Regions from separate parts of the Mus musculus genome. Here region 2 is linked to region 1. A link is a loop called in an ENCODE intact Hi-C map of the cell type or tissue named here. Cell type or tissue: left cerebral cortex. All regions are shown on one strand. Links, peaks and the distances in the headings refer to the core of each region. The heading gives the core; the rest is flanking DNA.

What was found. Hi-C counts contacts between places; a loop is a spot of excess contacts. Peaks named below come from ENCODE experiments on the same cell type or tissue, not always from the same donor. Only the 100,000 strongest peaks of a DNase experiment are listed, where the experiment ranks them.
Region 2: a loop joins it to region 1, with 3 times the contacts of the local background. A loop is called at or near these places in 11 of 42 quality-filtered maps.

The regions. Positions count from the first base shown.
Region 1 is chr11:22,191,210-22,200,875 of GRCm38, forward strand. All of the region lies in intron 5 of Ehbp1 (EH domain binding protein 1), which reads right to left. Among named protein-coding and RNA genes, the nearest start is that of Ehbp1, 91 kb to the right of the region's middle. In left cerebral cortex, for the core only: no CTCF peak of the experiment used is centred there; DNase peaks (open chromatin) are centred at 6,019 and 6,990.
Region 2 is chr11:21,997,814-22,007,573 of GRCm38, forward strand. It overlaps Otx1 (orthodenticle homeobox 1), which reads right to left and starts at 3,838. Exons shown (of 5, transcript NM_011023.3): 1 at 3,735-3,838; 2 at 3,309-3,376; 3 at 1,567-1,772; 4 at 557-708. The coding sequence starts at 1,663. Ehbp1 (EH domain binding protein 1) reads right to left here. Exons shown (of 25, transcript NM_153078.4): 24 at 9,270-9,384; 25 at 8,012-9,058. The coding sequence ends at 8,968. Gm32517 (a long non-coding RNA gene) reads left to right here and starts at 686. Exons shown (of 3, transcript XR_003949861.1): 1 at 686-775; 2 at 1,971-2,044; 3 at 2,621-2,771. In left cerebral cortex, for the core only: a CTCF peak has its summit at 3,856; DNase peaks (open chromatin) are centred at 1,461, 1,928, 2,616, 3,320 and 9 more places; H3K4me3 peaks cover 4,037 bases; H3K27ac peaks cover 1,981 bases.

The DNA of each region.
Region 1 (9,666 bases), core at 1,667-9,666:
TTAAATATTACTTCTACTCCACTGGATGTGTGTGTTCGTGTGTATGCACATGTGTGTACAAATGTGTACGTGTGTGGTGGAAGCCAGAGGTGAACACTGAGTGTATTCCTCAATCAACCATTCTTTCCCTTAGCTTGGCCTTAGTTTGGAGACAGGGTGTCTCCCTGGCCCTGGAGCTCGGAGACTAGCCTGAGGACCGGCAGTTTCCAGGCCCATCTGTCTTCATTCTCCTGCTCTAGGAGGACCAGGGTGTGCTGCTGTGCTTGGCTTTTCTGAAGACTTGAGTTAAATCCCGGAGTCTCACATAGTAGTAAAAAAGAACCAACTCTCTCAAATTGTCTCTGACTTCCACACAAATTTCCATATGGACACACATACAAACACACAGACATTTAAAAAAACCAATCCTTGAAGCTCTTCAGCAAATGGCGCTGACCTGCAGAAGAATGGAGCTACATCCATATATGTGACTGGACAGTAATTATTGTATGTGCTTACTGTAAATCTGTTTCTACTGAACTTCTTATGCAAGGAGATAGCAGAAATGCCTGATAGGAAAGTGAGCCCAAAACTTCCCTCACAGGCTTTACCTGCCAGGTTATGTTAAACTGCTTGATGGCTGCACATTAATTGTGTTTGCTCAAAAACATCTGTATGTGACAGAATGTGATCATTTTTTTGTGAAAATATTTGTCAAAATAAAAGGCAAACCTACAAGTTGCAATGACATGCTCAGTGTGTGCCAGTCACTTCCTAACAGTTTCCCAGTGAGGAGGTGTACGGTCTCTGCACAGCTCCTATTAGAAACCATGAACCACTGCTCCCTGTCATTTCTTAACCTGCAATTCCTAAGATTATCAATTGTCCTACACATAACACATATATAAAATCATTAAGAAGATTTTATTGTTGTGATAGGGTTTCACATTGTAGCCTAGACTACCTGGAACTCACTAAGTAGCCCAGGTTGGTCCAAACTCATGGCACCCCTCTTACGTCAAGCCTCCCTAGAGCTAGGATTACAGCTATGAGCCACAACACACATTGGGTAAACTGCTTTTTAAAAGAATGACAGACAATATGAGAACAATCTAGATGAAAGCGTAGCACATATAGCTAATACAAAATACAAGCATTTCTATTGCCACCACATGCACACACACACACACACACACACACACATGGAATATTCAGTTTGCACAACGAAGCAGAGGATAAATGAAAGACCCAAATACGGCTGTGTGTCACTAGAGTAAAATCTACTGCATCTGAATGTTCCCAAGCCTCAGACAGAACTTCTCGCTGTTCTGTAATGGAACAGCTTGTTAGCATTCTACTACCCTGTGAGTAGTTTTAATGAGTAGGTACATGTCTTGAATTGAATGTGTGGCTCCTAAAGGAGATAGGGCAACCCTATAGACACTTTGTTCTCTCCTCCAGGTAGCAGCTTGTACAACCAACTTCAAAACTCCCCCAATTCCACCTATGTAAAGTGCCCTTGTTTTGGGGCATACTGCTTTTCTTGACTTTCTAGATTCTGGCACCATGTGACACACTTTTCACAAAGATTTGCTTTCCTTTGAACCAAGTAACTCGGGTATTCTTTAAAAGGCTATTCTTCATCTACAGGAGACTTAAAAGCTTGAATGGTGAGGATAAAGAGGTACCCAGATCTTCATACTGATGTTCCAATTTCATAGCTTCCAGTATAATTGCATACTGAACTACTTTTGATAGGATTGAACTTGCTTCAGGGCAATTTGTGGGATCTTCTTTAAATTAAAAAAAAATTCATACAGATAATTACCATCATGTTCTGTGATGTTTCAGGTACAGCCTGAATTCTCAGTGTTTTTCAGCTTGAGGGTGAAAAAAAAAAAAAAAAAACCCCTTCAACTTTCTACAGTTAAAAAGGCAGATTAACCATTTAAACTTAAAACTGAACCATGCTACTTAGTTTCAGCATAATTCTCTAAAATACTGTACAAATAAAAGGCATAATATAAAAATCAATTGACACCACAATCAAATGAATCAAGCAATCTATGTTTTCAAATGAGGATTATGCACATTGAGCTTTGAACAGGTATCCCACCAGCACCCTAGAACACTTGTAAACTCTAGCAGCCTGTGCTTAAGTGGTCAGAGCAAGAGTGCATGCTTAGCATGAGAAAGCCCCCAGGTCCAGTCCCAGCACCAAGAAGAAAACAGAGCTATATAATGTAAGCAGTGTTGTTCAGAGCTCCTTCCTTTCCAAGCATCAATGTGAAAGTGTGAAACATATAGGGATTAAAGAAACCCTGCAACATCAGAGCTCTCTGAACTGCTTTCTATACGCACAGTAAACTGCTTATCCCATTAATTTCTCAACACAACATCAACAATAATCTATCATGCCAGGTGCTGTCTGTTTAAGAACATGTGTTAAGAGACACTTCTATGAAGTAGGCATGTTTTTAATCCCTCCACTATAGCGAAGTAAGTTACATTGCAGAGGTTTTCTCTGGCTTTTCTGGGTCACGTCACTAAGGAAATATCTAGTCCCTTGCACTCTTAAAATTCACAACCACTGATATTTAAATGTCTCTGAAGAGGCAGATACTGCTTGCACCTGACATATGCAGACAAAGAAGAACTGAGGTGTTTTCCTCATACTTAGTTTTCAATGACACAAAGATCACATTCTAATTTTATGGTACAATTTCTGTGTGGGAGGGGGTTCCAACACTCACATGCATGAGGGTGCCCAAAGAGACCAGTTGTGAGCAATTTGACCCAGATGCTTGGAGTTAACCTTAAACCACTGAGCTATCTCTTGAGCACCAAAGTTTACCTTCAATATATATATATACATACATACACACACACACACACAAACACACACACACACACAAACACACACACATATATATATATATATATATATATATATATATATATATATACACACACATACATACACACCACACACACACACACACACACACACACACACACACACATATATATATTCTTATTTCTGTAGGGTCCTGATTGTACATCATTTATTGTAATAGCAGTTAGAATCTAACTGAGCTCTTGTCTGTTGCTTTTTTTACATTGGATATTTTTCTTTATTTACATTTTAAATGTTATCCCCTTTCCCAGTGCGCCCCCCCACCACACTCCCTATCCCATCCCCCCTCTCCCTGCTTCTATGAGGGTGTTCCTCCCACCCACCCAGCCACTCCCGCCTCCCCACCCTGGCATTCCCCTACACTGGAGCATGGAGCCTTCACAGGACCAAGGACCTTTCCTCCCACTGATGTCCAACAAGGTCATCCTCTGCTACATATGCAGCTGAGGCCATGGGTCCCTCCATGTGTACTCTTTGGTTGGTGGTTTAGTCCCTGAGAGCTTGGTCTGGTTTGGTTTTGGTTTTGAAGACCATTCTCACCTCTCAGCACTACTGTCTCGTCAGAGGTACTGCAGCAGCTAACACCCTGGTAAGAACCACCAATCAACTCACAGGGCTTAGCGGTTACTTAACATTCTATCTTTAGCTCTCCTGTTTTCATTGGCAGTTTTTGTCATTGCTCTTTGGCTGGGTTTTAGTTAGGTGAAGGTCAAAGTTCATTTCTGGATGTCCTCTATTCACTATTAACAGGTGTGTGTATGTGGGGGGGGGGGAGGTCATGCTGAGGTAAGGGAATGTGTCCCTTCACAGGCTGACGAGCAGAGCAGCACAAGGTGTGCTTTAGTTTTTCATAAAGATAAGGAAGGACCTTAAAGGTCCTATTTTTGAAAGCTAAAGCCTCAGACTTAGAGGACATTATCTAGCAAGTTACTTTAAGGTAACTGTTGATAAAAATTCCAAGCCAGTTTCTTTTGCTGTTATACAACTACTACCATTCTCTGAAAATAGCTGTCAATCATATTGTGCCTGTGGGGCTGGGATTTATCTGGTGTGGTGCCCAGTATGCTATTGGTGCTCAAACTGTAATTCAAGCAATAACAACTACTACCAGGTTACTGCACGCAAAAACGAAATGACAGACAAGTAATACACCGCTCAGAGCAAAAGCTGTGACCAGGTTTAAGTGCTTCCTTTGAAATAAAGAGAACTCTGCACTTGATGATGGTGTGTTCACGTTTAGTCAAGTTCACGAGGTAGAGACAAAAAATTCTGAGATAGGTTTTCTAAGTGCTTGGTTTTTTGTTTATGCTTTGTTTTATTAAAGATGAGAGCAGGACTCTTTCACAGGGACCAAAGTCTGACAGAATGGAGGGAAGATAAAACCAGTATACCTCTGTCCCTTAGAGTCTTGTAAAGGTAGGTAACTTTGTTTCTGGAGAGGAGAAAACTTACAAGAGAAAAGAAAAGATCTGTTCCTCTGCCTGTTCTTCAAAACTGAGAGAGACACAGAGGGGCTGGAGGGAGGGAAGGAGGGAGGGAGAAAGGTACATTAGAAGTCAAGGGCAGAGGTGTTCAAGAAAGAACAGTTTTTCAGTGATATGTGGTGTGTGAAAGTGCCTTAAGACTGAAGGGTGGCCCGGCCCACAGCAGGGGAGTCAGGCGACTGAACTGCACTGCACATTACAGAAACTAAGACTCATTTAAGGTTTTAAAATCCTAATAAACTGTAAGTTTTATATGGGAAAAAATAAGACAAAAAATTTAATAGTGTGCTCTGGTATCGTTAAAAACCTATCAGTGTACACGGTAAGATGAACAAAGGGTACGGATTACTCTGCCCTGTGTATGAAAAGATAACATGGATTTCTGAAGACAGACACAGGAAACCTAGCAAGTCCTCCGAGAAAAGAGTAAAATCAAGACAGAATTATTTTACTCCTTTTTAAAGTAAAAAGATGGCCAAATATTACATTTTCAATTAAGTTTCTAATTTCTAAATTAATTTCTAAAATAAAGGGCATTCACTGGAAACAAAGTTAATTTTTAAGACAAATAATAAAAATCTTAAATAGAATTTTCGTTTTCCTGGTTTAATATCAATGGCTCCATAATATTTAAGAATTTTAAGAAAAATTCAAGTTTATATAAAAGTTCTTAAAGATAAATACTTGATTTAAGTCAGACATTTCCTTCTCAGCACAATACCAGCTAACCATGCAAGGCTTTTTAGTCTCCCCAAGACCTACTTAATACCTCCCACCAGAGTTAGACCATGCTCTGCTCGGATGATGGTTATGGCCTGGTAGCTTCAGCGGCAGCTTCAGAGTCCATGGCCACTGCCTTCTGTGTTTTTAAAGATAGCTCCAAATTTCTAAGACACAAAGCAGATATGGGCTTTAACACTTCTTGGGGCAATTCTTATTTTGTTTTTAGAAGTACTTTGTCTTATTTTAAAAGGTTAAAAAAAAATACCCTACACATGAAAATATAGAAAAAGGGAATGTTCTGTGGTCAAGTAACTTCAATGGCAAAACAGTAACCATTTTTACTGAATAAATATTAATAATTTAATGATAGCTTAGAAACAGTGACATATAGGAAACAGTATTTTTTTAACATTTAAAATCAGGAATGATATTGATCCGTTTGAAAAATAACACAGTGACACGAAAATAAATATTTCACAAAGAGAAACTTATCAGTATACTGTTTATTATATTCTGAAAAAGAGTGAAACCTTCAACTCCGGTAAGACTGACTGGAGACTAAAGTCAACACACAAGCGTGCTTATTTTTTAGTTGACTGGGCAGAAAACAGGAAATTCTACACTAAGGAGAAGTCAGTTCATCAGGGCACAGTTGGGCAGCCTCAGAAGGCCAAGCCTTTCGACAGTCTTGGAATACCTCCTAGTTACAGATTTTTATGACCCACAGTCTAATATGCCTGCTGTGTAATTGGGCATTCCAACCTAACTACAGATACACGACTTTCCAGAGTGACAGAAGTTAACAAACCTAATTCATAAAATGCTGAGAAGACAGACTTAGGTTTAGACAGTCACACAGTTTCATGATTATTTCCAGGCAGGGCCCCAAACAAGCTGTTTAAAATGGACTAAAATCAGTACAGGAATCTCTGAAGTAATTGATATATTCTAGTAAACGGTTCATTCTAAAATTAAATGCCGAGTTCCATTTTTATCCTGATTACCATTTTAAATTGAGATTATCTCCTAGGAAAAGATGGCTGGAGGGATGGGTTGTCTTGAAGCGGTATGGCGAGAACAGAGGGGGCAGGCCCAGAGGAGCCAAGAAGGGGCAGAAGGGCAGAGAAGACAACTGTAACACAACTCATCTCTGTTACGTTGCTTTTAATAGTCTTTTAAAGAAAGGGTAAATTTGTTTGCACAGAAAATCAAGACTGCTCTATTTGCCTATTCTTTCAGCTTTTTAAAGTCAAAATTCTTATTCCTACCCATAAAAGAAGGGTAGGAAGCCTAGTTTTTATCAAAGACCACTGACCCACAGTAGAAAAACCAAACAAGGGAAAACCAGAAGGAATTACTTGAGCCTATAAAGATTTGTTTTTCTTGATGTTTGTCTTCTCACAGGGCCCTTAGATAGTCCAGGCTGGTTTCAAAGTCACAAACCTAGCCCCGGCCCTCCCAGGAGCTAGGGCTATCAGTATGTGCCAGAATATCCGGCCAACGCATATTTTTATTTTTCTGTGAATTTTCTACATCTTTAAGAAGAAAATATAATGTTTGCCTAGGCTGACTCTATATTAATACAAACTCTAATAACAAAGAAGCCTCAAAATATACATATAAAGTAGATTTGAGTATGAGGACTGTGGAGAAGTCGGAGAGTGGGTGTGGAGAGTGAGTGCGGGATCATAGGAGAGGCTGAGCTTGGAGCAGCAGTGAGCCTGGTGGCAACCAGTGTTGAACCCTGGAGGAGTCGGAGGAAGGAAGACGGTGGGGTGAAGAAATCATCAGAGAACACCTCCTTGTGACCTATTTTTATTTTTGAAATGCTTCCAGGCAGGCATGTGAAACCTGAACCAGAAATGCAGTAACTGTTATGTGAGGTTACCAACTCACTAAATAGGCGTCCTTCAGAGCTACAACGGAGGAGAAGAGAACTGGAACTGGGATGAAAAGCTACACCTCTATGATGTGGAGCTGGAGCTGGAAGGAAGGGAGGAGGCAGGAGAATGCCACTTTTATTTAAAGTTCTTCCAAGTTTTGACTTGTTGCCATTTGTGTGCAGCAGTGAAAATAAAGACCTAACCTTCCTTTATGTTCACAAATGACAAGAGACCCACGGGGAGGTGAAGTCTCTCTTCAGGAGAAGAGAAAGAACGGTGCTCTCTTGCGCTCTCTCTCTCTCTCTCTCCCTCTCTCTCTCTCTCTCTTTCTAATTCCATCAAAAGGTTCTTGTCAAAAACAGATTTGATTTTCTTCTCTGTGTACCCACGTTAGTTACGGATGATTAATAAAGCGTTCATTCTTCTGTTTGCTTTGGCAGAGAAGTGACTAGGGTTGTGTTAGCATTAAGGAAATATTTCACTTTATGAAGAAAAGATATGAAGTGTTGCTTATTTAAATACACATATGTTTAAAAAAGAATTTGTTCATGTTTAGGCTCAAAACAATAAAAAAAAGTTTCAGTGGAAAGTAAAGAGTTTATTCAACTTAGAAACTTTGAAAATATTATACTTATCCAAAATGGGCTTTTTGGATTTATCTATTTTGATGGGATGGCAAGCTAAATTTTGGTAGGATGAAAAAGAGCGTTAAAAAAAAACTTCATATTAAATACAGCAAAAGTAATCATAATTTTAAAATAATTAAATACACAAAGACATTAAAAATAAAATCCTATAGTATAAAAAGTAATCATATTACAAGAAGAGCTCTCCCAAGCTCAGGGTATCTAAACCCCAGACTGCACCAGACACTGAGAATACACATTTATAAATCAGCACCCTCCTGGATGTGTGCTACTATACCTCAGTCACAAAGAAATGCCAGTGCTATCTATCCTTTCATGCTTGTTATAAAGTCATTTTATAAATTAAATTACTTTGCCTGTCCATCAAGAAATAGTAGTTAAGGCAATTTAGATTCTTGCAATTCCTGCTTGATTTAAAAGTTAAAATCAGTCAAAACCAATAATCTGATTGAAGCTACCCTCTGACTGACTTGAGGTTTTCAGTCATCAGGTCCACCAACACAGAGACAAACAAGGATGTGTAGGGGAGAAATGCTGTAAATAATCTAGGAAGCACCAACTACAGAGCAGAGAAGACAGCTCGGGTCTCAAGTCAGTTCTCTGATCTCCATTTTACCCCTCAGTCGCTAATGAAAGCAACTTACAAAGAGAATAAAGATGAAGGATGGAGCCTGGGTGTGGAGCAAGAATAAGAAATACTGAGGGCGAATGAACTTGTATAAAATTTTAAAGTAAGCAAGACTTCAGACACTGTGCTAAGCTCACAGGCATTCCCTGTAACCAGTGCAGATTCTTTACCCACTCATTTCCCCTCCTTCCTAGCACGTTTGGCAGCTCCCATTTCTTTCTATCAGACCTAAATTATACCCCTCTCCTACTTTTTCCTCCCAATGCAAAATAAAAAAACAAACAAGGCAATCGAGTCTTTTGTGCCTCCCTTTTGTTAGTGGCTCATATGTAACGCAGAGTCATTATTTACAAAGTATCGCTGCTTGTTCAGAATCCTTCTTCCCATCCCCTACCAAATTAAACTGACGATTTCAGGTGGTTCCAGTTAACTTGATTTCATTTTGTCACCCCCAGTCATCACTTTCATTTTATACGACCTACTTGTTGACATGTCTGCATTGAAACCTGCCTCTAAACTCAACTCTGAACCTTGCCACAAGAACCGTCCTTGAATGAACAAGGCCACTGTAGAAGCCCTGCTGAAGGACTGGTTTTGTCTAATAATCTGAAGCCCTCTAGCCTTTCACTGAGTCAAGCTATCAGTGGCATGGATTCTAACCCAGAGTCACTGCTGCAGAAACAGAGCCCTCTCATGGCTCACACTTGTGAAAGAGCTCACTGGTGCCTGCGAAGAACCCAACCACTAGGAAAAGTTGGAGTTAGCAAACATCTTTATACATAGGAGAAAACATCAGTTCTATAAACACTTATGCAAAAAGTCTGAAAAGGACAAACATGATGCACATTTAAAATAAGGTAAATAATGCTAACTATAAATGTTTCTAAATATGAGCAGCAACCTAACACTCATACCAAGACATGTTCAAACAAAGAACAATTCTAAAGCAAAACAAGTCATTCTGTTAACACAAGAATAATTTTCCTTTTGATTATTTCCAGCCACTAAGTTGGTCGTATGACAAAGGGTTATAAATTTTGCTTGTACATTGTTCCTTTGCAGATCTGAGTCACAGACTGTCACACCACACATCTTACTGGGGTACAGAAACTAAGAAGGCTGTAGGCAGTAAAGCTTAAGCATGTCACTCCGAATTTACTAAGAATGAAACTGTATACTTAGTGGATATTTACAATGCATAGTGGTTTAGCTGCAGTTTGTAAATTGACAAAAATACTTTTTAATACATAGCTGCTTTAAATTAGCAGGAAGATACAAAACTTTCACATGGAAAAGTAAAGTCAAATTAAAGAAAAAATCCAAATGTTATATATATACGGATATATATATGTGTGTGTGTATATATGTGTGTGTGTGTGTATATATATATATATATATATATATA
Region 2 (9,760 bases), core at 776-8,775, 190 kb before region 1:
AGTCAGAACTCGATTTTTCTGAACGTTTCATCTCAGAAATAGAAAAGCAAGCATCTGGATTTTGCACTCGACGTCCATTCGGCTGCAGAAAACTCCCTAACCAGACAGAAACTGCCGGCGGAACGCATTCCCAGGCAGAGAGCACTAGGCTGTGGCCAAGTTCCATCTTGCACTTTTAGAATCCCCGGGACGAATGGCAAGGGTGTGAAAGAAAGGCCTCAGAGCTAAGGCCTCAGTTCTGTAGTAGCCAAAGAAGCAGACCCTTATCGAACTTTCAGAGAAAGTTACATCCGGGGAACATGGCTGGCCTCCCCCAAACCAAAAACAAAACGACTTTCAATATTGAAAGCGCCCAGGCGATAAGGAATAGATACTGGGCTCTAAGCCATTCCTTTTAATGTTACCCCTTTTATCAGACTTACGCCCAGCGCTAGGGGGAGTTGGAGAGGGGCTGTGCAGTCAGTGAGAGGGCCCCAACATCAGACAGCCTAGGCCAGATCTTTCCAGACCGGTTCCTGCGTCCCTACCCTACCCCTAGAGCCCCAGGAGCGCGCACCTGGACTCTGGACTCTGGCAGGTTGATCTTGAGTGCCACCTCCTCGCGCATGAAGATGTCTGGGTAGCGAGTCTTTGCGAACAGCGCCTCGAGCACGTCCAGCTGTGAGCGCGTGAAGGTGGTGCGCTCCCGTCGCTGCTTCCGCGGGGTGGCTGAGGGGACATGCGAGAGCGCCTGGAGTCAGCGGTGGACCACAAGGACTGGTGCTAGAGGCCACAAGTAAGTCTTCTGGTAGGTTCAGAACCCCCGCCATAGAAAGAAAGGGCCGAGCTCCGAGCAAACGAAAACTCCCCTGGCCACAGGTGGAACAAAGTGTACTTATTCTACTAAAGGCCCCAGTCTAGAACCTTAGGGCCTTCACCCTCTGTACCTCTCATGCGGTTAAAAACAAAGCCACCCTTTCCTTCTCATCTCCCTAAACCCACACGCTCCCTAACTGAGAGGCAGTTAATAGAGCAGAGGTGGACAGAAACAGGACCAGGGGTCACTTTTTCCAAGAGAATAAACTCATGTTAAATAAGTAGGATCTAGAAAAGAAACCCAGGGCTCAGCTGGAGTCCCCCATCATGCCAGAAGAGTTGGGACAAATCACTGGTCTTGAGGTTTCTCTATGGAGAAAAAAAAAAAACCCTACTTCTCAGGGAAGCTAGACATAAGAAAAATTTGGCTATGTTAGGGCCTAGTGAGTGTCCAGATTCCTCATGAAATGTTGGACCAGGGAAAGGTTTTATTTTTTATATTTTTAAAAAAAGCAACTGAGGGAAATAAATCCGGGGGCAGGGGGAGGGATAAACCTGCCCTCCCTAGCAAGTGGGACACAAGAGGAGCCAGGTTGCAGGCACCACAAGCTCAAAAGTTGTAGGCTGCACTTTCTACAGAGCAAGGCAACAGGCGGCGAGCTAATCACCTTCCTGGGTCTGTTTAGGGACTGTGTGGGCTCAAACTGTAGAGGATGGAATCCCCCAATATTTACAGAGGTTTGAGGGTAGGGGCAGAGGGCCACTGCTCACCAGGGTAGCCCACGGAGGGGTGCAGGAGGTCCATGGCAGGGCCAGCTAGGCCCAGCCCGTTCATGCCGTATGGGGGTTGTTTGAGGTAAGACATCATGCTAACAGCCGGGTGGAGGTGCCCCGACGGATCCAGGGGGCCTGAGGCCAGGAGCAGTTCAGGGCTCCCACTGCGAAGTCCTTCAAGCTGTTGCTTCTGGGGGCCTGGCCTAGGGAGACAGCAGACACATGGAAACCTTCACCCGCAGTCAGTTTGGCTTTCAGCTCCTCTAATCCTTGAATGGGGAGGGGGCGCGTGCTAGGAACTGCACAGCAGGCAATCCGAGAAACGTCTTCTCCTTTAGCTCGGCAGCTACACAGCTTCTCAGGAAAGTAAACTTTTCCCACATCGTTCCTTCCTCTTTTAGGGCTTGACAAGGGCCAAAGACACTCCTCGAGTGTCAACAGGAAGGAAAAGTTAAAGCGTGATCAGGCTGAGGAGGTGAGAGCCGGGACCGCGGAGGGTGCAAAATCCCAAGTGAAGTCAATTTTTTTTTTAGTGTGGCGGAAGCAATTTGCTCAAGCAAATGTTCATTTGGCGCCGGGAGGGCAGGCCGCACAGAGATACCGGGTTATTTCGTTTAGTTTGAAATATTTTTGAAAGAGGGACAAAATGGCAAGTAATACAGAGGCCCAAGGTGAATACACCTTGGGTCGCCAAGGCTCACTGGCCACATCATTTCTTCAAAGATCTCCAGCGCTGCCTCCTACCCCAGAGCCTGCAATCACCTTTCTAGTTGACCTCTCTGGGCCCCTAGCACTAAGAGATAGCTGAACAGGAATCCCACCGCACCTCCAGGGTAGATGCGGCCCAGGCCAGGCTAAGGCGGCAAGAAGACGCCAAAGGCACCACAGTAGAAGTGGCAGTTTCAGGATGCCGCCCAAGGTCAGGGGTACCTCCGAGGCGGTCACCCCTCTTCCTTTGCTCGCACAGGCGGGCCTTCTTTCTACCAAGTCTGCTAAGCACACCGAGTCCCACCAGAATTTGATGGCCAACCCAGCGCCCCAAACATTCTAGGGATTTTGGAAGGCCTAGCGTGCCAGGTCGCGTCGCATCGGCCGTCCTATATGAACCCGATGGAGAGCAAGGAACTAGGCCTCAGGTTGTAAAGCTCACGCACAGCCGACCGGGAGGGCGAGGCTCGGCGCAGACACTCTGAGCCCACGCAGCTCTGCTCCAGCAAAAGAAGGGGTTCTGGGAGTATGACTGGGACCGGCGGGGGGCTTGAAGCTACATCCCAGGACCCAAGGGTAGGAGATTCCGGGGAGAAAGGGAGGTAAAACTAAAGCAGCTCCCCCATCCCAACTCCTTTCCCCGCCTCAGCCCTGGGGGACCCTCAGCCTAGACTAAGGGGGTGGGGGGAGGTCAGCGAGCACATAAGGCGGAAAGGAAGGATTCAAAGAGCTTGGGCCGAAGGGCCACAGGCCTGCAGCCTCCGCGGCTAAGCCCGGCTGCGGTGTGAGTTTTCGAGTACTTTCGTCTAACTTAGCAGCCCAGTTCCGCAGCTTCGGAGGAGGCGGGGGAGGGGGCGGCCGGCTCCCGAGCGGCCTGGGGTCCCCAGGGCAGCCAAGGGGCGCCCGGCCTCTCACTCCAACCCCGCCCACCTGCCCCGGACAGAGGTAGCGGGGGTCGATTAGAGGACGGGGAGACGAGAGGGGCCACCATCGTCCCGGGGTGGCGCGCGGCCCGGCGACTCCCTCCTTACCTGCCCTCCGCAGTCGCGGCTTTTCACCATCTACCTCTCGCCTTCACCGAGACTCGCCGGCAGCCAACCTGCAAAACGGAGGCGCACAGGTATTACCCCGGAGACGGCGGGACCCTAGGCTTTCCTCTTCCCTCAACTTCCCTCTTCCCGTCTCCTGCATTTTTTCTAGGAGCTCTGTGCGTGTACCTCCAGGTTTCACTTTATTGCTCAAACACTTTGTTGCAAAGTCCCACATGCTTTTCCTCTCAAGACCTGGCCTCGCCCGGGACCCGGGGGGTGGGGTGGGTGAGTAGGGGGTGTTCGAGGGACAGAGTTAGGAGGTGGCTTGCGCTGGCAGCTGCACTCTCTCGGAGCAAGCCGGAGGCGGTAGGGACTGGAGAAATCCTGCATAGTCACTTGGCAAACTAAATAAATCAAGCAATTTACCTTGTCGGAGTGGCTTGTCTTGCTCGGTTGTTTAGGTGATTGGAAATGTAGCCTGATGAAGATTGATCACCTTTCTACTGCCCTCCCCGGGTATGTGAACGCGAGGCGAGTGCGTAACGGGGCTCGGCCTCCAATAGGGGGCCTAGAGCGGACTGAGTGACAGGGAGCTGGGCAATGGCGAGCCCGGGTTACCTCCGCGCGCCCCCGCCCTCCCTCGCCCCCACCTCCTCCCTCCCCGCGCGCCGGCCCCGCCCCGGTCGCGCGCTAACTCTGGGTCTAGGTTGGCAAATTCCGCTCAGAACGAGTTGAGGAGGGCGAAGGCTGCGCCGGAGTTGCTGGCACAGAGGGGGCCCCGGGTCCCAAGGCTCGCCCGAGGGCCCCCGCCCTCCCCTTGCCCGGGCCGCGCTCCGGAGGAGTGGCGTCAAGCTGCTGGATAACCGGTTCCTGCTCGCGCGCGCGCGCCGCCAGGCTCTGCCGCACTGTGGGAGCCAGGCTTCCCAGGCCGAGGACTCGGGGCGTGCTGGCCCCTGGCACTCCTTGATGCTCCCTGGGGCCCCAGCAACTCCTCCTCCGCTCCCCCACAACCAGCGGTCGCCGCCGGCGCGGGCTGCTGAGCGGAGCCGGGAGTGGGGGTGCAGCTCTCGGCGCGCAGGGCGCCCTGCGGCGACCCGGGACTCTTGCGCCCAGAAAGAGCACCGGCAGGGGAGGCGCCGCCAATTCCCAGCTGCACAGCGTTTCCAGGGGCTCCCAGGCAGTCTCACCAAAGGTGTTCGCAAGTCCTAAAAGCTTCTTCGGAACCGTTGGAACTCAAATCTCCTTACATTCTCTCTCTCTCTCTCTCTCTCTCTCTCTCTCTCTCTCTCTCTCTCTCTCTCTCTCTCATGGATTTGATAGAAAACTTTCTTTTTCACAATCTGTCAGTCTTTCCAGATCTCCACCTACAACGAACAGTCTGGTGGAAAATGTGGCTACACACCCCGATCCCTCTCACTTCATTTTCTACACCTTACTGGAGGAGCCTCCTCGAAACAATTTCCCCGGATTGTTCTTACTGGCAGACCCCAGTTTCCAGCCGAATAAACTTGCTGAGATCGTCTTCTTGTGTGTACTTTTCAAAGCGAGAGGGAAGAGTATTTTCGGCCCAACCCCGAACAAGGCAATATTTTTACATGGCATCTCCTACTGAATACTAGGGACCACACTTACACTCTTTCCTAGTTCTTTTTCCTCATCTTCTGCCGTTCTCACCCCAACAGGCGGGCGAAAAGTTTGAACCACAGTATGTGCGTGGGTGAGTTCGGCAGCCGCCGAGAGCAAGGTAGAGCGGAGCACCGCGATGCCCAGGCCGCGCGGTCCGCTGTGGTCGCTGACCGGGTGCGGGGCGACCAGAAGGAAGGGGGGAGCCCGCTGAGTGAAAAGGGCCGCGACTGCCGCTCATCAAAGTGCTTCTCCCCTCCCCCACGCGACACTTTTCTTTGGAGTCCGAATAAAATACGGTAACAGAATATGACGGAGGGCACACTGTTTCCTTAACTGCTTCTCAAAGGACCGAGAGATCTTCTTAGGACCTTTAATAAGGCTTTGGTCGGTTCTTTTGTTGGTCTCTCAAAATCAACTCCTTCTAATTGAAGTTGGAGCTGAAAGCGAGCTAATGTTCAAAGAAAGTGGCCGCCAGACTAACGAAATTACATTTTTTTTTTTGAACGATGAGGGAACATCTAATCAAAGGGGCAGGGAAGGAGGGGTGTGAGAGGGGACTACGGAGGAGAAAAGGAGGTTTTACAAGATCCTTCTCTGGTTCACAAAAGTCAGCGACACGGGCGCTTCTCTCCAGAACAAAGACACCGCGGCCCATTCACAAAAGCGAGAGAAAGAGAAAGCAGAATAAAAGAACGCGGGGAAAGGGGGGAAATGAGAGTGAGAGAGATAAACCTGCAGGCAGAAAAGAAACAGCGCAGAGCACAGCGCTGGCCGGAGTGAGCACACACCTTAGGCTCTCAGGTCCCTACCAGAAGTAGACCCCAAGGCAGACAGACGATCAGTCTCAGCCACCGGGACTTTCCTGAGTTTAAAGAAAGAAACGAAATATACTCCTGCCCCCTTTTCCAGGGAAAGGCGCAGGCTAGGGTGCACTAGTTTGGCGGGCACGAAAATGTTGACGTCCTGGGGAGTGAACTGAAGGCATCCCTGTCTGGGTCTCCAGGCTGTGAGCCTGGGTTGGCCCTCTGAGGCCCGGGGCGCCCGTCCTGGCTAGAAAACTCTGCTACTCTGGCCTCTTTGGGGCGGGTTCGTTGGCAGTCTTAGAACTTCGCCTGGGTCAGGCTTGAAGAAGTGGGGCGGCTGTACGCATAGGAATGTGCCGGCGAGGTCCCTAAGGCCCACTGCGAGGGAGTCGGTCGCTGTGGCTTCTTGATGCTGTCTCCCTTCATTTTCAGGGAAATGGGAGGAATCGAGTGGCAAGGACCCTACCGCCACCACCCCCCGCCCCGCCCCGCTGCGCCACGAGAGTATTTATCTAATCCCAAATTGGAGGCGAATTTTCTTAATGCTCATCCTGTAAAACCTTGGGATTAAGGAGAAAGAAGCAGCAGAGGGGGTGGGGGGAGGGGAGGAGAGAGAGAGAGAGAGAGAGAGAGAGAGAGAGAGAGAGAGAGAGAGAGAGAGAGAGAGAGAGAGAGAGAAGTTTCTTGAATTCAGCTCAGAAGACTGAGGCAGCCTTTGCTAGGCAAAGGTACGGGTCGGGGGTACTGGTCCAGAAGCTTCGACAGTTCTCTCAAAGGATACTTGTGCATCCAGGGCACAGTAGGGCCAGTGTTGGAGAAGTGGGTGGTGGTGGCTCAGTTTAAGGCCCATCGGCCAGCTGGGTGCAGCATCTAAGTAATCTCACACACACTGTAGAGGCATGACTCTAGAAACACTTGGGACTGGAAGGGGCTTGGACCCCTGGCCAGGAGAAAGTTCTGCACCCGCCCTCCACAAACTCCTCCATCCTCCCCCCACCCCCACACCCGGCGGCCCTGATCCTTTGTCTCTCCACACTGAGTGGGCTTTCTAGGTTTCTGTCCGCTGGCCGGCTGGGTTCTTGCTTGCCCTAAGGAGCGGGACTCCAGGCACTGTGCTGAGCTGCAGTAACGCGACTCCTAGGCTGCGGCCCAAACCCGGGCCACGCTCCACCGCCGCTGAGGGGCGTTCGGGCGCTGCAGAGGGAAACCCCACGAGGCTGGGAACCAAGCAGGAGGGGCCCCCAATCACTAGCAAAGCTAGGGGAGTTTGGCCACCTGGAAGGTCTGGGGCGGGCCTGGGAGAAAGGGAAAGCGCCTTTCTGAGAGGCCCCTGGAAAAGGGAAGGTTTCTCCAATCCACCCTAAACCGATCCCCAGGGTGCTCCGGGGCCAGGCGGTGAATTTCCTACCTGGGATGGGTTGGATTCTTAATTTTCCCCAGAGAGTAGCAACTTGCTGATCTGCTCTCATAAAGAGGACAAAGACTCGATTTCATTTAGTTCCAATAGCTTTTCATCAGAAAGAAAAAGAAAATTCTTTGCTATTAGGGAATTGTAGTAAGTTTTTACTATTTTGAAATACGAGTAAGTGGAAATGGCAGTATACTTTTCGAGTAAAGTGTGTGTGTGTGTGTGTGTGTGTGTGTGTGTGTGTGTGTGTGTGTGTGAGAGAGAGAGAGAGAGAGAGAGAGAGAGAGAGAGAGAGAGAGAGAGAGAGAGAGAGTGAATAAACAGAGAGATGTGGCTAAAGAAGATGCCAGTGTTTCCCGTAAGTAAGTTTCCGGACTTGTTGAAGGAGCTTTCTTTGTTCGGACTCCCAATATAGAAGAGCCCATTTTTACCGGTGGCATAGAAATTGCTACAATTCTCTTTCTTCCATCTCAAATGCACATATCCGCACAACCCCTCCCCCAACCGTAGCCCACTCCCTTTCTTTTCAGTACCTACAGACTTGCTGGTTATGGTGGGAAGAAATTCTCCTACATAGGACCCGGAAAATTCATCACGATGCATTCCCCCCCAGTGGTGTGGAGCTATACATTTCCTGGACTCTTTCAGAGAGATGACTCTTTCCAGAGGACAGTTTACACTCCTTAAGAATGTGACTAATGACTTTGCAATTTGCATTCTGTGAGAGCAGAGCTCCTCTGGATCAGTGTCAGCTCCAAATACAGTCCGGTGTCCTGGGCTGGATTCCACATGGAAAGTCTTCACAATGGAAAGACACACAAACTTCCACTCAAGTTTTCATTGCAAGGAAATAAATTGCAGCAGGGTTTAAGGTAAGAAAGTTTCTGCTTTTATTGAAAATTTATATATGACTCAGTATTGTAATAAATAAACATAACCATTTTCACAAAACACACAGTGCTATGCTAGAGAAGATGTAATGGGATATTTACTTGTAGTGCCAAGACAGACTTTTATCAATACAGAATAAATATTAACAGCATTCTTGAGCCAATGTTGAGCCCCAACAAAAAGTAGGAACCAAGCAAGATGTAATAAATAATTATTCAGAGTATAAGATGGTGCATCATCAGCTGATGAGCTGTCTTTGTAAACTGCTGCACATTGAACAGAGCTGTTCTCCCAGGTCACCTTTCAAACCCCAGGTTTGTCTCAGGCTACCTTACAGGGCCATCCTCTGAGGAGAGCAGAGAGGAACTTTATTATCTTTATGTGAATTGTAAACAACTGCAGAAAATCCCACTGGCAAATGGAACACAGCTTCGTCAATACACAGACTAAGATCTAACTATGAGATTTAAGTAACAGTGTCACATACATACTGCGGGATTGGAAAAAAAAATCATGACATTTTCTTACTCCCCTTTGCCCCCCCACCCACTGTCATTTCGCTATTACCAACAATACTACAACAAACATGTTTCAGATTCTCATCCCATCCAAAACAGAAGGGGCGATAACCAGGGAGTCTCCCTCCTTTTTGGACAGTTTCTTGAGCATCTTCAGTACCAGTCATTCACGGGGTGTCTGCGCAAATCTACTTCACAGGATTTCAAGAATGATTTCATGATTAACTCAAAGAGTCTTTAAAGCTATCTGGAGCTCTGTGTATTATCTGGAGAAGAGGAAATGGGGGAGGGGTGGGTCCAGAAGTACAATCCAGGCAAACAAAATGTTAAAAAGTTTTAAGTCAACCAGTCTGCTTCTGGCCTGGGGACCTAAGACTCAAGTAGTGGGGGAGAGGTCTGGTCCAAGGCTACTACTACTGAAGAGCACACTTCTCCTCCTTCTTGGCCATCTTGCCTTTGTTTTGCTCCAGAGTTCGCTCCAAATGCTCGTCTTCTTCTTCGGCCCTGGATGTTAGACAAACAGGAAAGACAGAATTATTTTTCCTCCTGAAGGGGAGCGCGGCACATCGTTCTCACACAAACTATCTGGATTCCTTGCGGCAAGGGGGGGCACAAAGGCACCGGACCTCTCAGATTCCCGAAATGAACTTTCTATAAACTTCTTGTCCCCTTGGTCTGTGGTTTCCCCTAGACCACACCCCACAGCCCCACTCACTGCTTCTCCTGGGCGTCCAGGTCCCTGACAAGGGCGTCTCGCTTGTCCACCAGGGCTACTAGTTCATCCAGCAGGAGCTGTTCCCGTCGCTTCTGGGCCTCGGTCTTCTGCCAGTCTGCATGGGGCAGGAGGCCAGTAAACACCCGGAGGGGCTCAGAGCACTTGCAACCTGCCCTCCCCTTCCCGCCTAATCCAGTTTCCTAAAATCCCAGCAAACCGCGTTAACCGGACCACTAGGTACTGTTCGCTGGGGGAGTTTGGCTGAGGAGGTGAGGGTTTCATGCCCCAAACCCTACTTTGTAAACACTTCTAGAAGATTGGAGCTGCAGGTTAGCAGCCTGCTGGAAACCAGGTGTGAGTCAGTGGCCAGGCGGAAGGCAGGCACCTGAATTCAGGCAGAGTGGGGGAGGGGAGCTGAGTCCTGAAGAGGTTGGCCCAGGGTTTGGGGCTGGGGGAGTGGGTAAACGAGGAGGCGGGGAAGCAAAGAAGGC